Regions from separate parts of the Mus musculus genome. Here regions 1 and 3 are each linked to region 2. Evidence: chromatin loops called from intact Hi-C (ENCODE). Cell type or tissue: gastrocnemius. All regions are shown on one strand.

Evidence for each region. Peaks named below come from ENCODE experiments on the same cell type or tissue, not always from the same donor. Only the 100,000 strongest peaks of a DNase experiment are listed, where the experiment ranks them.
Region 1: a loop joins it to region 2, with 4 times the contacts of the local background. A loop is called at or near these places in 18 of 42 quality-filtered maps.
Region 3: it touches region 2 in a loop (2.1-fold over the local background); 14 of 42 quality-filtered maps call a loop at or near these places.

Annotation. Positions count from the first base shown.
Region 1 is chr7:48,809,024-48,817,023 of GRCm38, forward strand. It overlaps Zdhhc13 (zinc finger, DHHC domain containing 13), which reads left to right. Exons shown (of 17, transcript NM_028031.3): 10 at 2,302-2,402; 11 at 6,429-6,553; 12 at 7,397-7,459. Among named protein-coding and RNA genes, the nearest start is that of Zdhhc13, 24 kb to the left of the region's middle. In gastrocnemius, a CTCF peak has its summit at 3,503 (motif pointing right); no DNase peak of the experiment used is centred here.
Region 2 is chr7:48,872,494-48,880,493 of GRCm38, forward strand. E2f8 (E2F transcription factor 8) reads right to left here. Exons shown (of 13, transcript NM_001013368.5): 2 at 7,785-7,908; 3 at 5,932-6,210; 4 at 5,449-5,605; 5 at 2,964-3,278; 6 at 2,479-2,640; 7 at 767-904. The coding sequence starts at 7,799. It overlaps LOC115486422 (a long non-coding RNA gene), which reads left to right and starts at 5,548. Exons shown (of 3, transcript XR_882082.2): 1 at 5,548-5,619; 2 at 5,838-5,954. In gastrocnemius, no CTCF peak of the experiment used is centred here; DNase peaks (open chromatin) are centred at 4,229 and 6,103; H3K4me3 peaks cover 266 bases; H3K27ac peaks cover 306 bases.
Region 3 is chr7:48,824,297-48,832,296 of GRCm38, forward strand. It overlaps Zdhhc13 (zinc finger, DHHC domain containing 13), which reads left to right. Exons shown (of 17, transcript NM_028031.3): 16 at 338-435; 17 at 2,573-3,141. The coding sequence ends at 2,711. It overlaps Csrp3 (cysteine and glycine-rich protein 3), which reads right to left. Exons shown (of 6, transcript NM_001198841.1): 6 at 6,102-6,410. The coding sequence ends at 6,334. Among named protein-coding and RNA genes, the nearest start is that of Csrp3, 20 kb to the right of the region's middle. In gastrocnemius, no CTCF peak of the experiment used is centred here; no DNase peak of the experiment used is centred here.

The DNA of each region.
Region 1 (8,000 bases), 63 kb before region 2:
TAAATATTACTGAACCATGTGACAGCATCCTCAGGGTGGTAGGGAGAAAGGGTTTGGTGGCATAGCTTTGGGCTGAAAGCCAATTGTTCAATTCAGTAGTGTGGTTGAACTGACAATTGATGGAAAGTAAATAATGTGGGCCACATATTATATCATTCAGTTTGTCAGCAATGAAGAGAGTTCTCTAACCATTTTATATCTTGAAGCATTTGCCCACTTTTTTACAATTTTCTTCCTCGTCTATCTCTAAATTCATTTTACACTAGTTATTTTTCTATTTGACTGTTTTTCGGTAAAGCGGCCTGATTATAATGAGGGGAGGTAATGACACTGTAAATACATTGTAGTTTTCTTTAAAGCTAACACACAGAGAAATGTGCATGATTATACTGATGAATCATACGACCTGGATCCAGGTTTAGCCTTTATACATACCAGTCTGATCTCAGACAAGCTGTTCTTTCTCTCTGTGCCTCAGTTTCTTCATCTGTAAGTGAGTATAATTGCAATAATAGCCAGTTCATGGCTAATACGTGTAAATGCTTAGAACAGTATCTGGTGTGTGGTCTGTACTTGTAATCAATCCTCTCATATTGCAGTCTCTTCCCTGCCTTATTGACAAGGTGTCAGCCCCGCATGAGTGTGGGTGTCATCCTTGAGTCCCTTGCATCCTTGGTTTTCCCCTTACCTTCGCTCCCAACATTTATCCTGCCAAGCCTCCTACCTGGTCTCCTGCCTTCATTCCTATAGTGTACCCACATAGCACTCAGGCAGATCAATTCCTACATCATATTCTTGTTAAGCTTCTTGATCCAGACTGCTATGTGACACCTGTCACAAATAGCAAGCTCTTATAGATTGGGAATTCATTGAACCATTTAATTAGACCAAGTGCCCTCCTTTTCCCTATAAAATCTTAGTTCAGACATGGAGTTTGCACAGACAGACTCCATTTTTTCCTATTGTAGCATGTACCTGGTGCCAAGTTGAGGTCCTTGGTTCTTCTTAGATATGCTTTTATCTTAATTATGGCTATGGTCCTCATGCATTTTTTTTCTTTGAACTAAACAATTTAAATGCTCCTGTCATAGGTACTAGTTACCAACCTTTGCCTTCCTTTCCACTCTTTTTTAAAATCCACCACTAGCCATTTCTGATGGCAATTTTAAGATATATCTGGGTAGACACTATGGCAGATGCCAACAAGAGCCTGCTGACAGGAGCCTGACATAGCTGTCTCCTGAGGGGCTCTGCCAGTGCCTTACAAATACAGAAGTGGATGCTCACAGTCATCCATTGGACAGAGCACAAGTCCCCAATGAAGGAGCTAGAGAATGTACCCAAGGAGCTGAAGGGGTCTGAAGCCCCATAGAAGAAACATCAAAGAACTAACCAGTACCTCCAGAGCTCCTAAACCACCAATCAAAAAAACACATGGTGGAACTTGTGGCTCTACCTGTATATGTAGCAGAGGATGGCCTAGTCGGTCATCAGTGGGAGGAGAAACCCTAGGTCCTGTGAAAGTTAAATGCCCCAATATAGGGGAATGCCAGGTCCAGGAATGGGAGTGGGTGGGTTGGGGAGCAGGGCGAGGGGGGGAGGGATAGGGGATTTTCGGAGGGGAAACTAGGAAAGGGGATAACATTTGAAATGTAAATAAAGAAAATATCTAATTAAAAAAAAAGATGTATCTGGGTAAAATGTATTTGTTTATAAGGTGACTATATTGAGTTTGATATGGAAGGCATTTCTGTGTTTTACTTTTGAAACTATAGTACTGACCTTTTGAACAGTTACGCAATCCTCAGGCTGCTTGTTGTAGCAGTAAGGTTGTTAGTGTGTGGTGACTACTGTCCTTTTAGCTGTTGTGTATTTTCATGTCCTTTCTGCTTCTGACACCAGCTCAGAGTCAGAGTGCTAAGGTTCTGTACACCTGCTGTTTCACAAACAGTTCTTGACAAAAACTTGCTTACAAGTGAAGGTGAATTTCTATTTACATTTGTATATTTTGGTATATTTAAAAATTATATGAAAAATATGATTTGTCACAATAGAAATATAAACTATTCGTTGAAAATATATTGTTTCTACGAATGAAATAGTTATTAGTAACTTAGAGGAACTGGAATGTGTACTTTTGGAAGGTTATTGTACAGTTTTCTCATGTGCAAGAATAAACTGACAGTCAGGGGAGAAAGCTGCTGCTGGTGTAACTGTCATTGTTATTGGAGAATTAGAAGAATTAACATGAATCATACCAGTGCCTTACTTCACTAACATGCTCTACCCTTTTCTTTACAGGTTTTTGGTTGGCTATAAGAACCTTGTGTACTTACCGACAGTCTTTCTGCTAAGTTCCATTTTTTGGATATTTATGACTTGGTTCATCTTATTCTTTCCTGATATCCTTTAAGCTTAGATGAAATGCATATCTTGTTTTACTTTCAAAAATCATTAATGCCAACTGGGCATGGTGGCACATACCTTTAATCCCAGCACTCAGGAGGCAGAGGCAGGCAGATATCCGGGAGTTCTAAGCCAGCCTGGACTACAAATCGAGTCCAGGATAGCCAGGGATGGTTACACTGAGAAACCCTATCTCCAAAAACCAAAACACAACAAAATATTATATCCATTTGTAACAGCATACACATGTCCAGTCTTCATCGCTTTCCAGACTTCCTTCTTTGTCCTTGCTATGAAGCTGTTGTAACACTGCTTTGCTTATATGACAAGAAGAAATGTGATGGGGAAGAAGTATGCTTCTTAGCTTATTGCCTTACTTTCTATGTTCTGCGTCTCTTTCTGATAATGGTATTTCTGAAAAGAAGAGGGTGTTTATCGAGGAAATACATAAGAGAGATATAAGGATCTTTCCCATAGGAACGAAGAGGATGGCATATGAGTTTTCAGAGTGCACACATCTATAGCCATTGTGCCTGTTTTTGCTTTAATACTGTTTAACTGTTTAATTAATTCCAACCTTTGTTTCTAATATGGCTTATTTTCCTTTAACCTAAATGAAAGCATAAGTAGTATAGATATCACTGGGCTTAAAAGAAAATATCTCTAACCTTTGTCCTGTAATTACTGATTTGGTGGTTGTTTTAATGAACACCAGCTTTCTTATTACCACTGAAGGCTACCACAGTTCCTATCAGATCATTTATAGGTGACTCAGTTTTCATAGAAGCTAGGACAGGGGACATTGTATTGAAAAGGGATGATTGGTATTTTTATGTCACTGAACAATTTTTGAAATTATAGGTAAGTATAAGCAACTTCAGTTATTCTAGATTTTATACATCAGATTATTTTGATTTTGCAGAATCAAAAATTAACAAGACATAAAATCCCATCATTTATTAACCTCATTTGCAGAAATTCTCACTTGACTGTAAACTAGGAAGTGCTTGGTACTTAAGTTAGAAAAATTGATTTTCATAGCTAGATAGAATCTTAAGTGTCAGGAGGAACTCCCATGCTAGAGTGAAGGCATGCAAGCCAGTAGATGGCACAGCTCACTCAAGGCTAGTGTTACATGCTGCTAGAACTGCCCTGTGGGTCAGCTGCTGTTTTGCCTGTAAAGACATAGCCCAAATATTTAGACTTGCCTTTCTCAGGCTGCCAATTAGGATTGGTCCTGGGCTTCTGTCCCATAGCCAGTGATCTCTTATGGGAAAAGGGTGAAGAACACTCTGGAAGCATGTTGTCTTGGTTCTAAATTTCAGGACCTTTTTCTTATTTCGTTGTTGCAGATGAGATCTCACTTTGTGGTGCTGGCTACCCTGGAACTTACTGTTTTGGCCAAGCTGGCCCCAAATTCACTGAGATTCAGATAACTCTCCTGAGTGTTAGAATTACAGGCATGTACTACTGCTCCCAGTGTAAAGGCTGGCTTTCCTTCCTGTCAGGGATTTGAACCCAAGGCTCTCACAAGATAGGCAGGGATAATCACTAACAAAGATGACCTTTTCTTTATGTTAATGTGCCATTGGGCAAGTTACTTAACGTCACCAAGTCTGTTTTTCTGTCAGGGGGCAATAGTACCAAACTCTTGAGGAAGCTGCAAGAATTACTATGCTATGATGTATAAAGAGCTGTATACAGTCCTCACTACATAATTGGCATTTATAAATAATACTTTGTGTTTTAGGGACAACTCAGTGATTGTTTTCTTAGGTTCTTTCATGTGTGCAGTAAGTAATGTATTTGGATTTTATGAGAAGGACTGGATGAAAGAAATGAGCCTTAGTAATGACTACAATTAAGATTTGGTAAGAAATGATGAGCCACTGAGTGCTTCCTTTATGGTCCTGGCTATACTTAAGTCTAAGTGCTAGATAGGTAGGTGTAAAGCCCTATATGATTTCAGAGTCAGCTATAGATAAGACTTAGTTTTTAGGTCAAATAGCAAATAATCTGAGGAGCTTGCTGTGCTGATATACAGACCTGTGATTCCAGCACTTGGGAGATGAGGTAGGAGAATGGAAAGCTTGAGGCTGACCTGGGCTCCACAGTGAGTTCAAGTCCAGCACAAACTCCTAGGTCTCACTTACACCAGAAAAGGAGCAAAAGAGGGAAGAGAGTTGGTGTGACTCATGACTGAGCTTTCAAGAAAGCTGTCCTACTCTGATTTAGTAGTAGTACAGGAATGTGTGTGTCCACACAGAGCAGCTCACACTAGCCTAGAATTCCCTCTGTACCCCAAGTTGGCTTCAACTCAAAAACCTCCTGCCTTAGCCTTCCAGGTGTTGACATTCAGCTCAAAGTTCAGTTTCCAACTTTGAGTAGTAAGAATTGAGCATCTGTTTTATGGCCTCTGAAGTTAGTAGAAGGTAGCTCAGTAACGCCTTGTAAGGCAATACTTACTGTGCTGGGCCAATAGTATTTACATTGGGTAAAGTCAGGCTTACTACTGTCTCATTGACTTATTACTGCACACTCATTTCTTCTCTGGAGCAAAATGGTACTTTGTAACTTTAAAAAGTACCACTTTAAAAACATTTTAAAGTGGACAGTTTTTAATCCTTATAATCTTTTTCAGAATTAATATACTCATATTAACAGCTTTTCCCAAATAGGATATAATGTTCAAAGAGGGCAGTGGGTTTATTTTTGTTTGTTTGTTTGTTTTTTATGAATTAGTATTTTCTTTTACTTACTCACTTTACATCCCACTCACTTCCCCTCCCAGCCACCCCCTCCCACATTCTTTCCCTCCATCCCTCTTCCCCTTCTCGCTGCATGGGTATCCCCTACCCAGGCACATCAAGGCCATCTTCCTTCTATTCTTCCATAAAAGTCCCCAAGCTCCATCCACTGTTTGGCTGTGGATATCTGCATCTGTCTTTAAGTCAGCTGCTGCGTGGAGCCTCTCAGAGGACATCCTTGCTAGACTCCTTTCTGCAAGCATAATAGACATTATATCTAAACCCTAGATAGGAAACAGAAGAAGGAGGACTGCCAGTGTTTCACACCATGGTGCAAGTTTGGTACCTGTGAGGAAAAGGTCAGAAGAATTTGCTATCTTAATAGAAAAGGTTCAGAAATACAGACATGACCATAATGGTATGGTCTCATTTTCCCCAGCATGGTCTGCTTTATCCCCACCTCACTTTACTCGTTGTCTTAAAACACACCCCAGCCCCTGCATTTCTTATAGATAGGATACATTCTGGGTTGAAAGTTTTGTGGATGGGTTGATTTCCCTATCGCTCCGTTGGAGTTCCTGCCTGGGTACAGGCAGTGACCTTTCCAGTTTCCATATCCCCAGTGCTGTGAATCACAGCTAAAGTCACCCCCATTGATTCTTGGGTACCTCCCATATCCCAGGTCTCTGTCTCTTCCTGGAGATGCCCCCTACCTCCTCGGCCCTGTCAATTGCAGATTTCTATTCATTTTCGTCGCCATCTGGCCATCAGGAGGACAGTTTCTAATTTAGAACAGTTACAAGGGCAGATTACTAAAGTCTAGGAAGAAACTCATGTAAGCATTTATCTACTTTACAGGGAAAGTGCATTGAAATCTCAGACCCAAGTGCATTTCTTTGAATTGTCTTGTGAGAAAGAGCAAAGAATGTGTTTCTGGATGGTCTGAGGAAAGCCACAGTTACACCTGAAGAACTTATATTTGGAAGGCTTAGATGGTTTTTTTTTTTTTTTCAGTTTTCAGAATGGTTGCTGGTTTTCTTTAGTATTTAAAATGGGCTTCAACAATGATGAAGCACTAGTTACTGACTAACCAGGAGCAGACTCTGTAGGATCAGAACATGGAAGAGGGACGCTTTGGGTGGTGTGTGTACATAGGGAAGTCAGGGGTGGGATGCAGGAGAGAGAGGTTCATGGGGACAATGGTAACATTTGCTTGCTTCACACATGATGCTTTTCTCAGTAGAGATCGGCTGTGTTCCTTAACATGGCTTTAACATACAGCAGGTAGCCCTTTGTATTTTGCTTTTATTTTCAGCATCATGGCCTTTCTCTATTTTTTCTACAAGACTTGGGCAACTGATCCAGGCTTCACTAAGGCTTCGGAGGAAGAGAGGAAAGTGGTGAGTCTTCTTCTGTTGTGTTTTTCTGAGAGATGCAGCCATGCTGGCCTTTGGCACAGCTGCATCTATAGTGTCTGCTACTTAATAGGTACAACATAAAATGTGGGCAGATTAGATCATCAAAATGAGATTTCTACACAGTTACACTTTGTCATTTGTATACAAGTCTTTTTAGAAACACCTATTTTCTGTAAAAAGTGATCCCTCATCAATCTTTACTAGACTTGAGTTTTATTAGACTTGTCAGATCTCCCTCTTCATTACAATTTTAGTCTTGAATGCCTGCCTGCATGTCCAAGTGATGAGAATGTACCTTATCAGGTTCCTGCTTCCTAATAGCTGAGGCGGTACCTTTTCCTCCTCATGTGTGAAATTGCCAGAGACATGGCCTCTTTGCATCTGTTTCTGGAGTTTAGAAGTTAGGGAGAACCTTGTCTTCCACCACCAAAGGCCTGTCCTGGAAGGCCGAGCGAGCGAGCGAGGCCTGTGCTTGCGGCTTTCCGTTTGGGTGCTTATCCTTCATGAGTCGGGTGTGTGTGTGTCTGTGTCTGTGTCTGTGTTTCTTTCTTTGCCCCAGCAAGCTGTAACTGCCATTTGTGAGAAGGTGGTAAAGGGGTATGGAAGAATAATCTTTAGCAGTCAGACTTCTTGGCCACTGCCTAAAAGAACACCTTGAAAAGTTACATTATTTCAAGAATGGAGTGACTGGGTTGAGAGTATTCCACATTGCTATTCCGGCTACTTCCGAAGCTGGAGGTGGCATAAAAGCTGTGCAAATGGCACATAACTGTGGATAGCACTGCCCAGTTAAATGCACCCTAAGGCCAGGTGTTTGTCTTTCAGAATATCGTCACCCTAGCAGAGACTGGCTCTCTGGACTTCAGAACATTTTGCACATCATGTCTTGTGAGTCTCTCTTGTTAATACTTTGTTTTTCATAGTAAGGGCAAATTCTTAGTAGCATTGGTTACATAAGCATTTATTCAATCCTCATGGCATGTGAATGCACTTTCCTTTTTACCTGGTTCTAATTTTGTATTTCTGTCAGACCAGTTTTCCACTATGAGCATGTGAAAGAACATGTATACTCACGAAGCTCTGTGGCTAATCTCTGTAACTTATCCATAGTGCTTTTCATTTGCCTTTCCTGACAAGAAGTGGATGTCAGAATTCACTGCAAGTCAGAAGCACCTTAGCATCTTAAAGCTACATAGCTGAAACCTCCTACTTTGCAGTTGAGTTGAGGCTTAGAAGGGAGTGGGTGATTAGAAGAACCTGAAGTGGAACTGTGATTTCCATTTTCTTATTTCAGTGCTCATGCTGAATGTGGCACTGCCTGAGTTTTCCTTAGCCAGTATGAACAGTCTCTGAATTCAGAGCTCTCTTAGTGAGGCTCATTCCTGTCACGTACAGAAATGCCTATTAGTAAGGCCTTCCAGAGCTTCGC
Region 2 (8,000 bases):
TGTCCCAGAATGCCTCTTACGTGCCAAGAGTTGCAGAAGCACAAGCCCCTCACGTACAGTGGTATAGAAGCTAAACACAGCCTCCAGTCTATGCTGAGTCTTCTCTTCGTTACTTGAAATGCCTAACATAATGCCCATGTTTACGAAGAGTTGTCACGGCATATTCTTTAGGGAGCAGTGACCGGAAAACATCTGCACACATTCACTACAGACCAAAGCAATGTTTTCATTCTATGGTTGAATCCTTCAATATTAAACAGGTGGCTATGGAGATCGGACTGTATCTCAAGACCAGAGAAATGCCGGAGTGCATTCACTATTGATTTTCCTCTCTTGTAGTATATAAAGTCTTGTTTACTTTCTCATCAGGGGAATGTGAGAGCTGGTGGAAGCTGGTGGCCCTCATGCCTGCTCCACTTGGGGGTCCCCTCTTCAGAAATGCATCCCACAATAGATCTACGAGCACAGCCACAGAAGACACTGGCCAAGCATAAACGTTAATGAAAATATTGTGGCCCTGGGTTTCGCAGTCCTCACTATTGCTCCAGAGCCTTCATTTCAAATTCCTGTTCCAAAGGACCTCTCCCTGCAAGTGCGCCCAAAGTCACGGTAGCCACCTTTTGTGGGAGTGTTCATCTTGCACTGCTTTTCCAATTATCTACATATAGTCTTCCCACGTGTGGGGCTATGTAGGGAGGAGGGGAGAGAATCCCTCTAGATTTAAAAGACAAACAATAAATAAAAACAACAACAACAGCATACATACCACTGTTGTTTGGGCTGATTTCTGGGCCCGTCCATTTAAAAGCTGGTTTTCGACCTCTTTCTTCTGTAACATGGACTTTCTTGATAAGATCCAAGCTACTCAGGACATTAGCAATGTCATACAGCCTCCTAATTTTTGCTGGGGGTTGAGGGGAGGGGGTGAAAAAAAGCATGTATAGCATTAAATAGAATAATGAAAGACCACAGGATTTTGTCTCCTAAGAAAGTCAGGTGTATCCAAGAGCTACCTGCCAGCACCAGGCAGAAACTCCTGACTCCTTTCAAGTTAGTCTAACAATAACTATAATATGATATATATATATATATACACAACTATAGCTTCTAGCAACACTGCTTGAATTAAAACAAAACAAAAAAAAAGAGTTTTAAATTTTTCAGGAGTGACTGCTGGTCTTGAGTTTTGAAAGGGCGGTGGTAACTAGGTTCCCGTTGGAAGTGACTGGATGAGATGGTCTGCTTGTGAAATGTCATATTCCTAGGTGTCTTCTCATGAGTCAGAACGGGAAGAATCAGAAATGGAGCAGTTGGAAATGCATGGCTTTTCTAACCATGATAGTTTATAATGAGATTTACACAGTATTATAAGCTTGCAAAGTTCTATACCACAAACATATATACTAACCCTGCAAAATATGCAAAGACTCTACACACCTCCCTGATCTTGAAAAACTTTGCCTTTAACAAGTCTGGCCTTGTGTCAGTGTTCAGAGTACGGAGTTACAAATTGAGTCTCCTGCTTCACAGCCCTGCTCTGTGTTTATTCCCCCAAGGATTTGGCAAATGACACATTTGTAGTTCCTGGAACAGCTTCCAAAGCTGTGACTGACCAGTGGCAGCGTGGAGTTGAAAAGCCCTGGTGATTCAGAAAAGCAGGGGACCCATTGGCAGTATCAAGATGTGTCTCCTCAAATTACACTTTTTCCAAGCACTGACAGTATTAGTGCCTTACTCTCTACTTAATTCTGTCTTGTGGATGAACTATCAACCCAGGGATGTTTTAACTTACTTCTACACACTAATAGAGCTTTACAGGATATGGCAATCTCAGGGCAAAGGCCCAGACAACCTACAAGCTCTCGGGACAGCTCTGCCTTATTGATTCCCCCAGTAGCTACGTCTGCATCATCTTCCCGTGGATACAAGCCTGTGGAAGGAAGCTCACTCCTGTCTGCTCGGCTCCTTTCCACACCTTTTCTGTGGAGGTTCCTTCAATGCCCGCCACAATCATGGAAAGAGAGAGCTGGTTAGGAACCAGCTGAATTCACAGCAGCCATCTGGCTAGAACTCTTTCAAAGTAGCAAGCCATCTGTGTTGCAAGACCATCAGGGGACAATTTAGTGAAAACGACTTCTACCCTCACGTATCAGCGTTAGTAGAGAGATGAGATCTCGAAGCTGGAGCTATTTGACAACGGACTGCTCATTTGAGTCCTGGGAGCTTCTAACCACGTCAAATGGGGACAAGTCACAGTGTCAGATGGCACTAAAGCACCAGACCATAAGAAGGTTCTATGTCTTGCTGAATTCCACCGGTTAGCAGTGGCCTCACTGGAGGGGTGGGGATGAGGTAGGCGGGCAGAGATCAAACATAGACGTGTACCCAGAAATCTGCTCGGTGCCCGATCAAACGGTTAAGTGGAGTCCTGTTGTTCATGAATGGTTCCCGGGCCTCCCGGGCAGTTGTGACACTTACTTTTATACTTGCTTTTATCCAGATCTTCCACGTGGTCTTCCCCAATTAAAATCTTGGCAGCAATTTCCAGGCTCACTATCTGAGGCGTCGACACCAAGAACAGCATCACAAACTTCTGGCTCATCACGCGTAAGGACTTGTCTTTGCGGCTGTTTACAGAAGCTTTGGAGAAGAACGGGGATTAGGGAATTAACATTCGAGGAGGCAAAGTAACAAGCCTTAAAAATAGCACCACTAGGACCATACAGCCAACAGCTGCAGTGGTGGCTGGGCATGGCGGCACACGCCCAGATCCTTAATACTGGGGGAGCAGAGTGAGAGGACCATCAGGAACTCAAGGCCAGACTCGAGTACAGAGACACCTGTCTCATCAAACCAAACCCAACCCCAACACAAGCTATGGCAGCTGCCGAGTAGCCGCCGGAGTCTCTGTGGCATCTGTTTTTTGCAACCTACAAGGAGCACCATGCAATATCGCCTCTCACCTGCCCGGAATTCTACTCCAGGGAGTTCTACGAAGCACATGTCTGAATGCCCATTCTGGCCAGTGTGTGACTTGATCACGTGGTCCTCTATGCCACAGCTCTTGATAAAATCAAACTCTTGCTCATATTCTTTCCTTTTGATCATCATGATCTGCTCAGCGTACTTGTTCTCTTCCCCGACACTCTTCAGCGTCCCGAGGGTTTTGGTGAGGTTGTGCCGGCCATGCCAAGTGTACCTGTTTTTGGCAAGGCGGCTCACCATGTGCAGGCTCTCTAGGACATTCACAATGTCATAAATCCGCCGACGTTCAACATCTGCCAAGAAGGCACAGACTTTTCACTGTGTGTTCGCAGTACGGGTGTCTCTGTACTCTGTAACTCTTCCTACTTACTAGTCAGCAGGGACATCTGAATAATGCAGTAATACAGTAGACACCACAAGCACCGTAGAGCGGAGAAAGGCATGGCTCTCTCACAGAACCGAGCTCATTTAAATTACAGTCACCGTCTACGGAGGGATCTAGATTGTATCATCCAGGACAATTGTATTCTAATGCGTGTGGTGACCATTGTTACCTGTATTTTACTGTTGAAGGCAGAGAAGTTCAGACTTGCCTCAGTGATAGCTGGGAAGTGGGAAGACCAAGCCTCTAATCGTCTAACTGCCACAATTTTGAGCCCATTCCTTTATTCCCCTCCTACTACCCACGTCTACCTGCCACAGTCATATCACAGGCACAAAGTGCTGAGATTTATGGAGGGAGAGATGGCTTAATAGTTAAGAGCGCTTGCTGCTCTACCAGAAGACCAGAGTTCAGTTCCTAGTACCATAGTGGGCGGCTCACAGCCACTTGTAACTCCAGCTACAAGGGATTCAACATTTTTTTCTGGTCTCTAAGACCAAACACACACACACACACACACACACACACACACACACACACACACTTCCTTTAAAACTGCTGAGATTTCAAAAAAGTATAAACTCCATGATGTCATTTCTCAGAAACCAAAATGAAAGAACAGAAAGTTACATTTCTTTGGGATCTAATTTGGTCCACGTTCCACCTATCACCAGTGACGCCAAGATTAGCAATTCTACGGCTCTTGTAAATCCAGAGAGGGTTTCAGTGTTCTGCATGGTGAGATTCTGCTTATTTCAGAAATGTACCTTCACTATTGATTTCATTTCACTCCGGGACAGAATCTATCCTTTCTGGGAATGTGCTTAATAGAGCTCCCCCTAGTGGCTTCTTGCTGTTCCTGGTGACTTCCAGTTGAGAACCAGCATAAAGACACACCAGGAGCCCTTCCCCACCAGTCCTCACAGGCCTCTGCTTCTCTTCTTACAAGACCTGGACTGGATGTCTGCATTAGAGCCAGGCCTGATCTGAGCCTTTAGTTTATGGTCAGAAAGCACTGCTCCCACATGCCTGGCCCTTTTATGATGTTCTAGATAACCCCGCCCCTTTTCTGTAACAAATATTGCCTAACTCGCATATGTCCTTTGCTTGGTAACCATTATTCTACTGAAGATAGGTTCTACTGTTTACAGATCTATACAAGCTCCTGCATACACACACACACACACACACACACACACACACACACACACATCACCTAGCCAGACAGAGTGTATATGAAGAGCAGGTGGGTCCAAGCAGTGTATTAATGTTCCTGCTTAGAAAGGCGGTCTTTTTCTTTATGGAGTGAAACTACACATTAAATCACTATCCTGCATATACTGCAAAGTTGAGACTAAGATACTTTCCGGCTGGGGACATGTCTCCACTGGGAGAGTGCTAGCCTGAGTTTGATCCACAGCACCCATCTGAAAAGCCAACCTCGATGAATTGGTGAGCCCCAGGTCCCAGTGAGATTCCTTGTTCTCAGAAACCAAGGTTCCTAAGGAAAGATATCCAAAGTTGGCCTCTGGCCCTGTGCACACAGGAACACACATAGACACCCATACTTATACATGCACACAAAAACGTATTTTAACGACCGCAAAGCTTTTTATCTGCTAGCCTCCTTTCCTGCTCTAGAACCAGGTCTTTACCAAGTGATAAAGAGAGGACACCCATAATTTATACCAAAGACAGAATAACCGCCTCCTAACCCATCCTCAGTCTCAAATGGCAGAGAGGCAGATCTTCCCTTCATGCACCTGTGGATACACTAGTTCCTCAGGGACAGACAGGGTCAAGGTGAATGCCAGAGCTGCAGCTGTTTGTGAAACAAGTCATAAAACACCATTTCCTTCCTGTGCAGCTTCAGGGACAACCCGAACCCAGAAACTCTCCACCGACATTTGTTTGCTTCCAAGACCGAGTTATGCTCAAATTAACAGGACTTGTGAGGCTTTGAATTCCCACACGGTCTTATCTGAATCTGTGATAGTGTGACTATATGAGCTCAGATTGAAAAGAGTTAAGTCCACAGACTCACTCTAATCATTAACCATCCTGGCAACTGGCATACGTACTGAGCTCCTCGGCCACCTCGTCCAGGCAGATGTCGTTATTCACAGCAGGGTTGGGGTACTTGGGGTACCGCGCTAGGAATTTGTGGCATAGCAACCCCAAGCTCTTCTCCTTCCGACTCGGCTGGGATTTCTCAAATTCGTCTCCTGATAAGTGTTCCTGCAGAGGGAAAGGTAAATAATGTCTCATTCTGGAATAGAGCATGACAGATTTATTGGGGGGCCTCTGTGCTAGATGACTAACTCCTCTTACCCACACATGCACGCGGTTTGAACAGCTGCAACAAAGTGGGAGGGGAATAGGAATGGTCTTAAGGCCTGGGATAAAGATCACTCATAGAGTACAATTCCCGGTGTTGTGCTCCAAAGCTACAAACTCTTCCCATGTTCAGCAGGTCAACAGCCTTCCAACAGCTCCGGGCTCCACACTGACCGTCCCTTCATCCACAAGCCCCCAAACGCCACCCAGCCTCCCTGTAAACCTACGTGCAAACAGTCTCTAGCTTCAGGTAATGCACTTCGGTTGTCAGACAGGCCCCTTTTCTGATCTCGACTTCGGATCTCGGGGCTCACGGCGCTGATGAGCATTTTCAGGTTGGCTGTGGGTGTCCATGGCTCTCCTTGGGAGACTTCCTTGGGCTTGGTTGGTGTGGTTAGAGGGCCCAAGTCAGGCTGGATCTCAGCCAACACCATGTTGGCCTTCGAGGACGGATGCAGGGGGCTTTTCATCAGTCCCCTTTTATGTGGCTCAGAAAAGAGGTTTTCCTGGTTTAAGAGGAATTAATAACTGAGTTCATTGTAAAACAGAACCTAGCAGAAAGGCTTTCTGCCTTTCATATTGACCAAGTAGGTTAAGAATATCACAGTGATCTCTGGACAGTATTTTCCTTTTTTGCTTGAGACAAGGTCTCACTATACATTCCAACCAGTCTGGAACTTACTATGTAGTAACAAGCTGACCCTAAATTAACAATCCTCCTGCCTCTGCCTCTGTTGTGATTACAGGCATGTCCCCTGCTACTACGGTAAATTTAATAGTTAAACTTCCCACTTTTAACTTGGTAGATACTATGGATCTAAATGTCTTCACCATGTGATCTAAGAATTTACATTAATAAATAAATAACATTAACTACAGGTTTTATTTTTAAATTCTATTTTGAGAAAGGAGGGCTGTAAAGATAGCTTAGAGCTCAGTCCCTTCCCTTTCCTTACTAGAACCAATCACTCTAAGTAACTGATCACTTCTAAATTCCTAAATTCCTACTAATGAGACATCAGGTAAAGGCTTTCAGGACCCACACCAGGCCCCACCCAGTGGAGTGGCTGTGAGCAGTGGTTGCTCATTGATATACCAGGAACAGGCTCAAGCAGCCAAGGTGAGGGTGCCCTTACGGTTAGGGCCTCCCGCCTACCAGCAGGACTTCTGACCAGAAAAATTTGCTTTCAACATCAACGCTTGAGGCACAGATGCAGAAAATGGGACCAAGGGAAGTAAGGTTAGCCATTTAAGGCCTCAGAGCTAGTTTCTGCTATGGTAAGTTAGCACTTACCTACACTGGTAAGTTAAGAGCAATTCATATAGATAGTAGAGACTGGGCCCCCTTCACTTTTAGACACCAGGCAGTACACCATTCTTAAAGAAAGGGATTTGGAAGGCAACAACTCAGAGAACAGAGATACACTGTTTCCTCAGTAACTTTGGGAGCCCGGGTTAACAATCCTCTATTACAACCATGAAACTAAGGGCTCAGTGTGTATTTCTGCTGAATCTGCTACTTAGCAGACGATGATGCGAGGCAGAGGGAGGTCACATGGGGCTGGCACCTGAATTTTCAGTTCAGTATGGTGCCCTCAGGAGGTGCTGATCCAAGGGTGGGGTTTCAGTGAACACTGCCAAGGACAGCATTGAGCTAACATCTAAATGCTTCCAGGAGATCTGTCAGGAACAGCATTTGGAGGCCCAGTAGGTTAAAGGGCTGACATTTTAAAATGTTATCTTACAAAGAAATCCAGTATCAAATTATGACCTTTGTGAATTCCAATGGTTCATGTAAATAACATATACATAATTTTTTAAGCACAGAAAAAACCCCAAAGCTTTTTCCATATATATTAAATTTATATTAAACTTTTGAAACAAAAAGGTTACTTTAACCCTGGACAACCCTATTCCTCTTCAAAAATTAAAATTTCCTTCTGGATTTCTGTAAAAGTTAACCAAAAGGATACAGCATTCGTGACTATCAAACGAAAAATTTAAGAAAACTTATTAACGAAAAACTCAGGATGATACTTCATTTGACATTGCAACAGTATAGACTGGACTTTAAAAATACCTTTTGGTTCTCCATTTTGTCAATTCCTCATACATTTAGTGTGTCTTTAAAAACGAAAAATCTGAAGTTCCTCCCCAAGTTCCAGTGGTTTAAGTAGTCCAATCGATTAAAGTTTTTTACTATCCTTAAAAGGAAAAAAAGTAAAGCAAGAATTAAGAGCTGATGAAAATGATTCACGTACACAAGAGCCCCCGGAAACAAACAAAAAATGACAAA
Region 3 (8,000 bases), 48 kb before region 2:
CGGTTGTTCAACAAATGTGTGTTCTTCTGTTGAAATCTAAATATGGCCATAAGACATGACAAGAATTAGTGAAAAGATATTTTTATAATTCCAAGTTAATGTGCAGAGCTTTCTTGAGTGTTAATAAAATCCAGACAATAAGTCTAGCCATATTTACATGGTAAAATACAGGGTAAGGTTGTGACTCTTTGTCCTCAGTGTGATCTTTTGCTGGAAGTCTGAGGGTGAGAATACTAAACAGTTGCCACCATCTTATAATGCGCTTTCAAGAATAGTAGAGCCATGATGTTATAATTCTTAATCCATGTTGTAATTCTTATAATTCCATCTTTTTCAGATTGCATTTCTGGGCCTAACCTCCCATGAGAGAATCAGCCTCTTAAAGCAAAGCAGGCACATGAAACAGACATTGTCCCTCAGGAAAACACCATACAAGTAAGTAAATTCTGATCTGGTCACCAAGTCTTTGGAAGATTCCCAGGTACTGATTTCCTGACCCAGTCCCATTTTCTAACCTATCTCATGGAATGGAGCCCGTTTTTTCTTGGAAGCCTCAAGGTTAGGTTTTAAGTGATAAGGTCATATGCCCAATGGGGTCAGGAATTCAGTCCACTGGACTCAGTGCAAATATAAGTTACTTTGAAGTTTTGCCAAGATGGGGATTCTCCAGTTGAACCAAGTGTCACAAGGTTGTGTCTTGCTGGCAAGGAGTCAGTGTGAGATAGTTAAGCTGGCATGTGTCTGACAAGCCAGCCTCAGGGTTCTCTGTAGAAAGCATCAGGTAGTGTGCTTTGCCAGAACTTCCGCATGGCCTTCTAGCCCCAGAAATTCTTTTATTCTCTTTGTAATGTGCCCACCTGGGTCAGGGAAAAGCTGCATTTTTAGATTTGGAGTATATCTCGTTAGAACTTGAGCTCTGTAAAACCTGTTCCCAGTTTGAAAATTAGAGTGCTTGGTAGGAACTCTGCTCTTGTCATGTGAAAGGACAGGCTTTGAAGCTTATCTCCTGCCACCTACATCAGTGTCTTGGAGGCTGGGCGTATGGCAGAGGTGACGGAGAGCTCTCGAGATTGAGCACTCACTGTGTATCTCATGAGCAGTCTGCTTCAAAGCCTGCTCTTAGTGTTTGGCGGTTAGACAAAGGAATCAGACTGGTTTGAGATTACAGTGTGGATTTATAGCGGAGAGAGGAGATGGCTGTGCTCAGGACTGGAGAGTGGTGTAAAGCTGGTGATGCTCACTTCAAACTGGCAGTCATAGTCTGTGTCTTGGTGGTTAAGCTAAAGGGGTGAATATTTGCTTTATTGAAGTCTGGAAGCAGGTCAGAGGTGGTCGTGCATGCCTCTAATCCCAACGTTCTTAAAATACAGGCGTCTCGTGATAGAGGTAGAAGAGATGTATATCAGGCAGGGTCTGATAGAGGAGGGAGGGCAGGCTGAGGCCTAGAGAAACGTCCATGGAGCAGCACAGGTGAAAGTTGAGCCTTATTTGCTAAGGATAAGAACATGAGACCAAGGAACTAAAGACCTTAGAGTCACTTTGAGACTAACCTCCAAATTCCTGTCCAAATCAAGATCTTACTTCTTTGCCCACTTGTTAGCAAATTCAGTAATATTTCTTGAGCTTGACCCTGTGATTGCCAGCATGTCTTCCCACTGTTACTCAGTCAGCCCTCTTCCTGAAAAGACGTTTTCCAGTTAGGTTAGTCATGTAGAGAGAGCCATTCTAACAGCAGATGGTCCAGGGGTGCATACACAGTTTGCTGTGTGTAGATTGGCTTTAGCATAAAAGATAGAACATAGGTGAGTGCATTAAAGTTAAGTATTCCCTGTGCTGGAGTAAGAACTGTTTCAGGAATTTGATGGAGAAAAAGTGATGCCAAAGACAATTACAGTTGGAGGCTCTAAAAGAATGTGAATATCAGCTAGATCTTGAGAATCAGCCAGAGATAAGGGTGAGAGAGTGTTCCAGGCGCAAAGCTCACAATCATGGGAGAACAGCTGACATAGGAGTGGGAGGTTTGCAGGAGTCATTGAGTATGGTCTTGAATACATAAATGAAGAGGTTGGATAGGCTCCTCTGAGCAGAGAGGTATCTTGAAAGGGTTAAGTTTGGAAAGTAAGAGGGTGTGGATGTATAAGGGTTCTACGGGACAAGACAGTCTTCAGTGTGTCAGGTAAACTGGAAAGAACTGGGACAGGAACATCATCCAGAAGCTTGGGAAAAGGCCACCTTCCTAGTTACAGCTCTAGCCTATGTGAGCTCTCAGATAAAGTCCGGTGAGAATGGAAGGAGTAAGGTTAGTAATGGCAGTGACTGGGAGCGAGGAGAAGTGATGGAGAAACATATATTGGATTTGTTGACCTGCTGTCAGGGTCTCTCAGTGGGAATTTGGGTCCACAGATGGAGCTAGGTTTCAGCTTTAAGGTTCTGGCCACTCACCTCTTACCTTCGCAGAGGTCCTCTGAGAGTGTGGGTTTGCAGATACTCAGTGAATGCTTGTGGTTTGGGTGGACACTTGTCAGGATCAGCGCAAGAGATGCTGAGCTGTCCTTTCTTCTTTTCTTCACAGCCTCGGATTCACACAGAACCTGGCAGATTTCTTTCAGTGTGGCTGCTTTGGCTTAGTGAAGCCCTGCATCATAGATTGGACATCCCAGTACACCATGGTTTTCCACCCAGCCAAAGAGAAAGTCCTTCGCTCTGTATGAAAAAAAAAGCACCTCAAAATGCACTCTGACTTGTTTTTGTTTATGCTGGTGCTCTTATTGCTGAAAGTGAAGTGAGATATTCAGCTACCACGGTCAAAGGATAAGGGATACAGTCTTCAGCAAGAGTGGACCTTCCGTCAGACCCAGAAAGATGGCCTGTTACTGAGCAATTTGGCAAGCAGCTTTTAAAAACATATGAAAATATTTTCCCCAAGAACATGAGTTACTTTTGAAAAAAACCTAATAGTCACTGATTATGGATAAAATAAAGTATTTTCAAATACTATATTGGCTTTTTAAAAATAGTACTCTTTAAACTTGTAATTTTTGATAAGTTATTTGTCTTTGTTGTATCTATAAATATGTAAAGAATATTTAAATAGATGTATCTGTTTTGCTTTCACACTTAATAAAAACATTTTTTTATACTTGAGACTTAGTTTCTAATGCTTCACATCTTTAGAGTCTTGGAAAGATGGGAGAGAGACATAGTGAAGTTAATTATCAGTCGGTCAGTGATTGTATCTACTGATTTCCTGTTCCAGAGAGAATGCTGCATCCACCTAACTCTTGCTGTAGATTGCACGGCTCTCCCAGTTACTTTTCTCACTGATTCCTCCCTGTTCTTGTCACAGGGGAAAGCTAAGCTTCTCCTCATGGCCTGTCCACCCCAGAATGATGCTGTTCTGTGTACCAGTGTCACTCTGGGCCACTGGTCAGTTCTTCAAGGGTCTCTCCTTCCTCCATATTCTAGGTCTTCACAGATGGAAAGTGCATTTCATGTATCTGTGAGTTATTCCACAGTGACTTGTTGAGCTATTGTAATCATGGAGCTTTGTAAAAGGCAGAGGGGAAGCTAACATACATGAAACTGTACTGTAATATAGCAAACATTAGGAGCTGTTCACAGGAATGCAAATAGCACATCAGAATTTAGAGGCCAAGAAGAGGCTCAGTGGACACTATCAAGGGATTGCTTGTGAATGGTACTCTTTACAGAGGACAGGATGGGCACCAAAGCAACAGGAAATAGAATAACATGGTTGTACTGAATTTGGTAAGTCAAGTACCAAATCCAGACACTATTGTGGATGCCAAGAAGTGCATGACAACAGGAGCCTGTTAGAGCTGTCTCCTGAGAGGCTCTGCCAGAGCCTGACAAATACAGAGGTGGATGCACACAGCCAACCATTGGACAGAGCAATGGAGGAGCTAGAGAAAGGACCCAAGGAGCTGAAGGGTTTGCAACCTCATAGGAAGAACAACACTATCAACCAACCAGACCCGGCAGGAACTAAACCACCAACCAAAGAGTACACATGCAGCTCCAGCCACATATGTAGCAGAGGATGACCTTCAGTGGGTAGGAGAGGCCTTTGGTCCTGTGAATGTTCAATGAATGCCCCAATGTAGGGGAAAGCCAGGGCAGGAAGGCAGGAGTGGCTGAATGGGTGAGGGAACACCCTCATAGAAGCAGGGGGAGGGGAGAAACTGGAAAAAGGGATAACATTTGAAGTGTAAATAAAATATCTAATAAAAAGAAAAAAAGAGATTCTGCTCAGAGGTGGGTTCATCTGCTCAGGCATTTGACTTGGAGTTGATGGGTGGTAGTTTACCAGGTTAAACCATTAGGTTAAGGAATAAAGATGGAGGGGAGCTCCATTTTACAGGAATTTCAAGCAGAAAGAAGAGCATCAGCAAAGAGCCCACTAAATGGTGGGCAGAGAGCAGGGCATGTTAGGACAGATTTAAACCTGAGTGTAGCTGGAAGTTGGGTGAAGCCTAAACTGAAGGACCAGACTGAGACTAATTTGTGAAGGTCCGTATATAATAGGCTCTTTTATTTACTGGGTGGAATTGCCTCCTCAGAATGTTAAGTCCTCTGGTCTAATCTCTCAGAATATTGTGTATTTTGAGACAAAGCCTTTAGAGAAGTAATTAGGATTGGATCAGATCATATATCCATATGATATATACACCTTGATTCACTCTGGTGTCCTAAGGATTAAAAGCCAGCTTTAGGACATAGACAACATTGGCTAGGAAGACCATGTGAAGACAGGAGGTAGCCGGGATAAGCCAAGTAGTAAGACTTAAAAGAAGCCAATCATGGTGACCCTTTGATCATGAACTTTCAGCCTCTAGCACAGGAGAAATGATCTAAATGGTTGAGCCCCCCAGTCTGTTGTACTTTATTACGGCAGCCCTAGTGAACTCATACTTAAACCAAATGAGAATGGAGAGATGTGTTCTAGAATTACCCTTGAGTCAAAAGCAAAGAGACTTTGGGAAGTGGGGCAAGAAGATAAGAGGCAGGCCAAAGCTAATGGGTGACAGTTTTATCTTCATCTCCTGGACACATACTTGGTGGGGCTGGTGTCTGAACTGCAGCCAAGAAAGAGGGAGTTGCATTGTCCTGCAGTTATGGCACACATGTGACTGACTCCTGGGCAGGCTTGGAGTCTGGCAAGCCAAAATAGTGTATGGCTCTTAAAATCCAGAGATCCTTGTCCGACTCATCACATAAGGTAAATGGCTGCTTGAGTTTTGTTGTTTGGGTTTGGGTTGGGGCGGGGGAGTTGTTTTGTTTTTTGAGACAGGGTTTTTCTTTGTAGCTCTGGCTGTCAGGGGACTCACTCTGTAGACCAGAGTCAGATTTGTCTGCCTCTGCTTCCCAAGTGCTGTGATTAAAGTCATGCGCCACCACCCTAACATGACTGCTTGTTTTAAAGATAACATTTCTTGGAACTTGAAGCATAGAGAAACTGATAGGTTTGCCTAGTGTTCATAGCTTTTTATCAAGAGATTTATATTTTTTTATTTGCTTTCCAAGTAATTAAGGAATTGCAGAGAGGTAGGGAAAATGTCGTGGTTGCTTAAAGATTCAAGCCACCAAAGAATTAAAGACGTGTTTAATTGGCTGTGTTTTATTAGTGAGGCCAGCAATTTGATGTAAGAGTTTTGAGAAACTTGCTGAACCCCAAAGAATTGTAGAATAAGAGGAAACCATCATCTTGTCATTTGTAACAGGATCATAGGCCAAGTCTTGCAAGCCAGTTTCCACACATTTGGAAAGCCCAGGATAGGACTAAATGATCAGCCTTTCAGTCCTTCTCTTAGCTTAGCTTTACCTCTCAGAATCTGCTTTCATGGCTTCTATTTCCTCCTGTTTTCTTCTCTTCCCTCAGTTATGAGGAAGAGAGGACGCTTCCTTCCGTACCAAACACTGGAACATCATCTTCCTTTGCATGGCCAACTCTGAAATTCATCTTTTGCAGATGGTTTTTTAAAACTAGTGTTCTCTCTCTCTCCCTTCCTCCCTCCCTCCCTCCCTCCCTCCCTCCCTCCCTCCCTCCCTCCCTCTTCCTCTCTGCAAAGAAGACGAATATAGAGATGGTACCACTAAAACATTTATTGTCTCTCCCATCCCAAGAATAGTAAATAGTGAAGCATCTGTTGCAGATAACATTCCCAGTGGTCTCTTGTTACTTCGGTGCAGCCTATGACTGCTTCTGAAGAGAAATGCTGTCCAGCTACAAAGGAGGCTGTTGGGGACAAACTACATCTGTGGGATCACGTGGCACTGCTGTTGACTGATAGGGCTGTGAGAAAGCAGGCAGCTTCACTCCTTCTTTTCCACTTGCTGTGTAAGCCCTCCAAACCCAATGCCTGTGGGGCCAAAATTTTTGGCATAGCAAACTGTGAACCAGAAGATAAGAGAGAATAGATTGATTAGCATTGCTATTTTAGGTCCTGCCTGAACATCATCCTTTTTACTTGCCAGTGGTAACCTTTGGGTAAATTTAACTTTTAAAGAAACCAAGCTGTATTTGGATTTGCTAATAACCTTCGTTTATGTCTTTGTACTTCACGGAGTTACTGACACTCTGTTATACAATACTCTGCATAAACCAGCTAGAATTACCTGCCCAGCCTTCTGCGCTGCCACACCCACGAGGCACTGAGAAATGCTTGCAGCTCCTGTAATGTACTATACTGTCCTTCCTAAGAGGTTGCTGTTTCCTGTTCCTGGAATGCCCCTTTTCACACCCATATTACCCTTCAAGCCCAAATATATCTCTATCTATGTCCATAGTTGGAGAGAGAGAGAGAGAGAGAGAGAGAGAGAGAGAGATTTTAGAAATGGATGCATAGAGCCACAGCCACATATTAGACAGAGCCCTGGGAGTCTTGTGGGACGAGTTGGGGAAGGATTAAAGGAGCTGAAGGGAAGAGGAACTCCACAAAAAGACCAACAGAGTCAACTAACCTGAACCCTTGGCCTCCAACCTAGGCCCCCACACATTTGTAGCAGGTGTGCATCTTGATCTTCAGGTGGGTCCCCAACAACTACAACAGGGGCCATCTCTGAATCTGTTGCCTACCTTGAATCGAGTTCCCCTAACTGGACTGCCTTGTCTGGCCTCAATGGGAGAGAATGTTCCTAGTCCTGCTGTGACTTGATGTACCAAGGTGGGGTAATACCCTGAGGGGTCTCTCCCTTCTCAGAGGAGAAGGGAAGGGGAGATGGGGGGAGGGAGACCAGGAGGAGAGGGGGCTGCTTCAATAGGAATGTAAAGTTCATAAATTATATATATATATATATACATACATACCTATATACATATATTTTTATATATATACATATATACTTATGTTTGTGTGTGCACATTCCTATAGCTGTCAAATAGCACGTGAATTCCTGTCCTGTGCCATCATGGAGAAAGTTTATCTATGGTTTTTGGATCTGTTTGAGACAGTTGTATAACCTATCGGCCTTGAACTTACTATCTATTTGCTTCTGCCTTCCACATGGTGGGGATTACAGGTATGTGCTGCCATACCTGTTACCTCATCTCAAGTAGCAATCCCTCTTTACCCCTCACACACACACACACCCCACATACTCTCTCCTTTTCTCTGTCCACCACAAACATCATTAGATGATGATGTTCTTCTGAGCTGCAGAATAGAGATGCTGCAGAGTTGAGGACAAATTAACTTTGTTCCCTAGTATGGCCTTTTTTTACTAGGTGTCAGGAGGGAGCTAGGCTTTGCCATCTCCACACAGGACCAAGGAATTGTGGAAGAGGTTGAGGGGCAGGGCTGTAAGGATCAATTTAGTTCCTGTGGTTGCTAAGTGACTTGCAACACCAGAAGCAAATGTCAGGAGGAGAGAAGAAGGCATACAGATGAGGCAGGGTGACCCTCCCCTCAGCCAGGCACCACTATATATCTACCACAAGAAGAGCTAGGTTTGCGTTTTCAGAGGGATTACCATGCTGATTG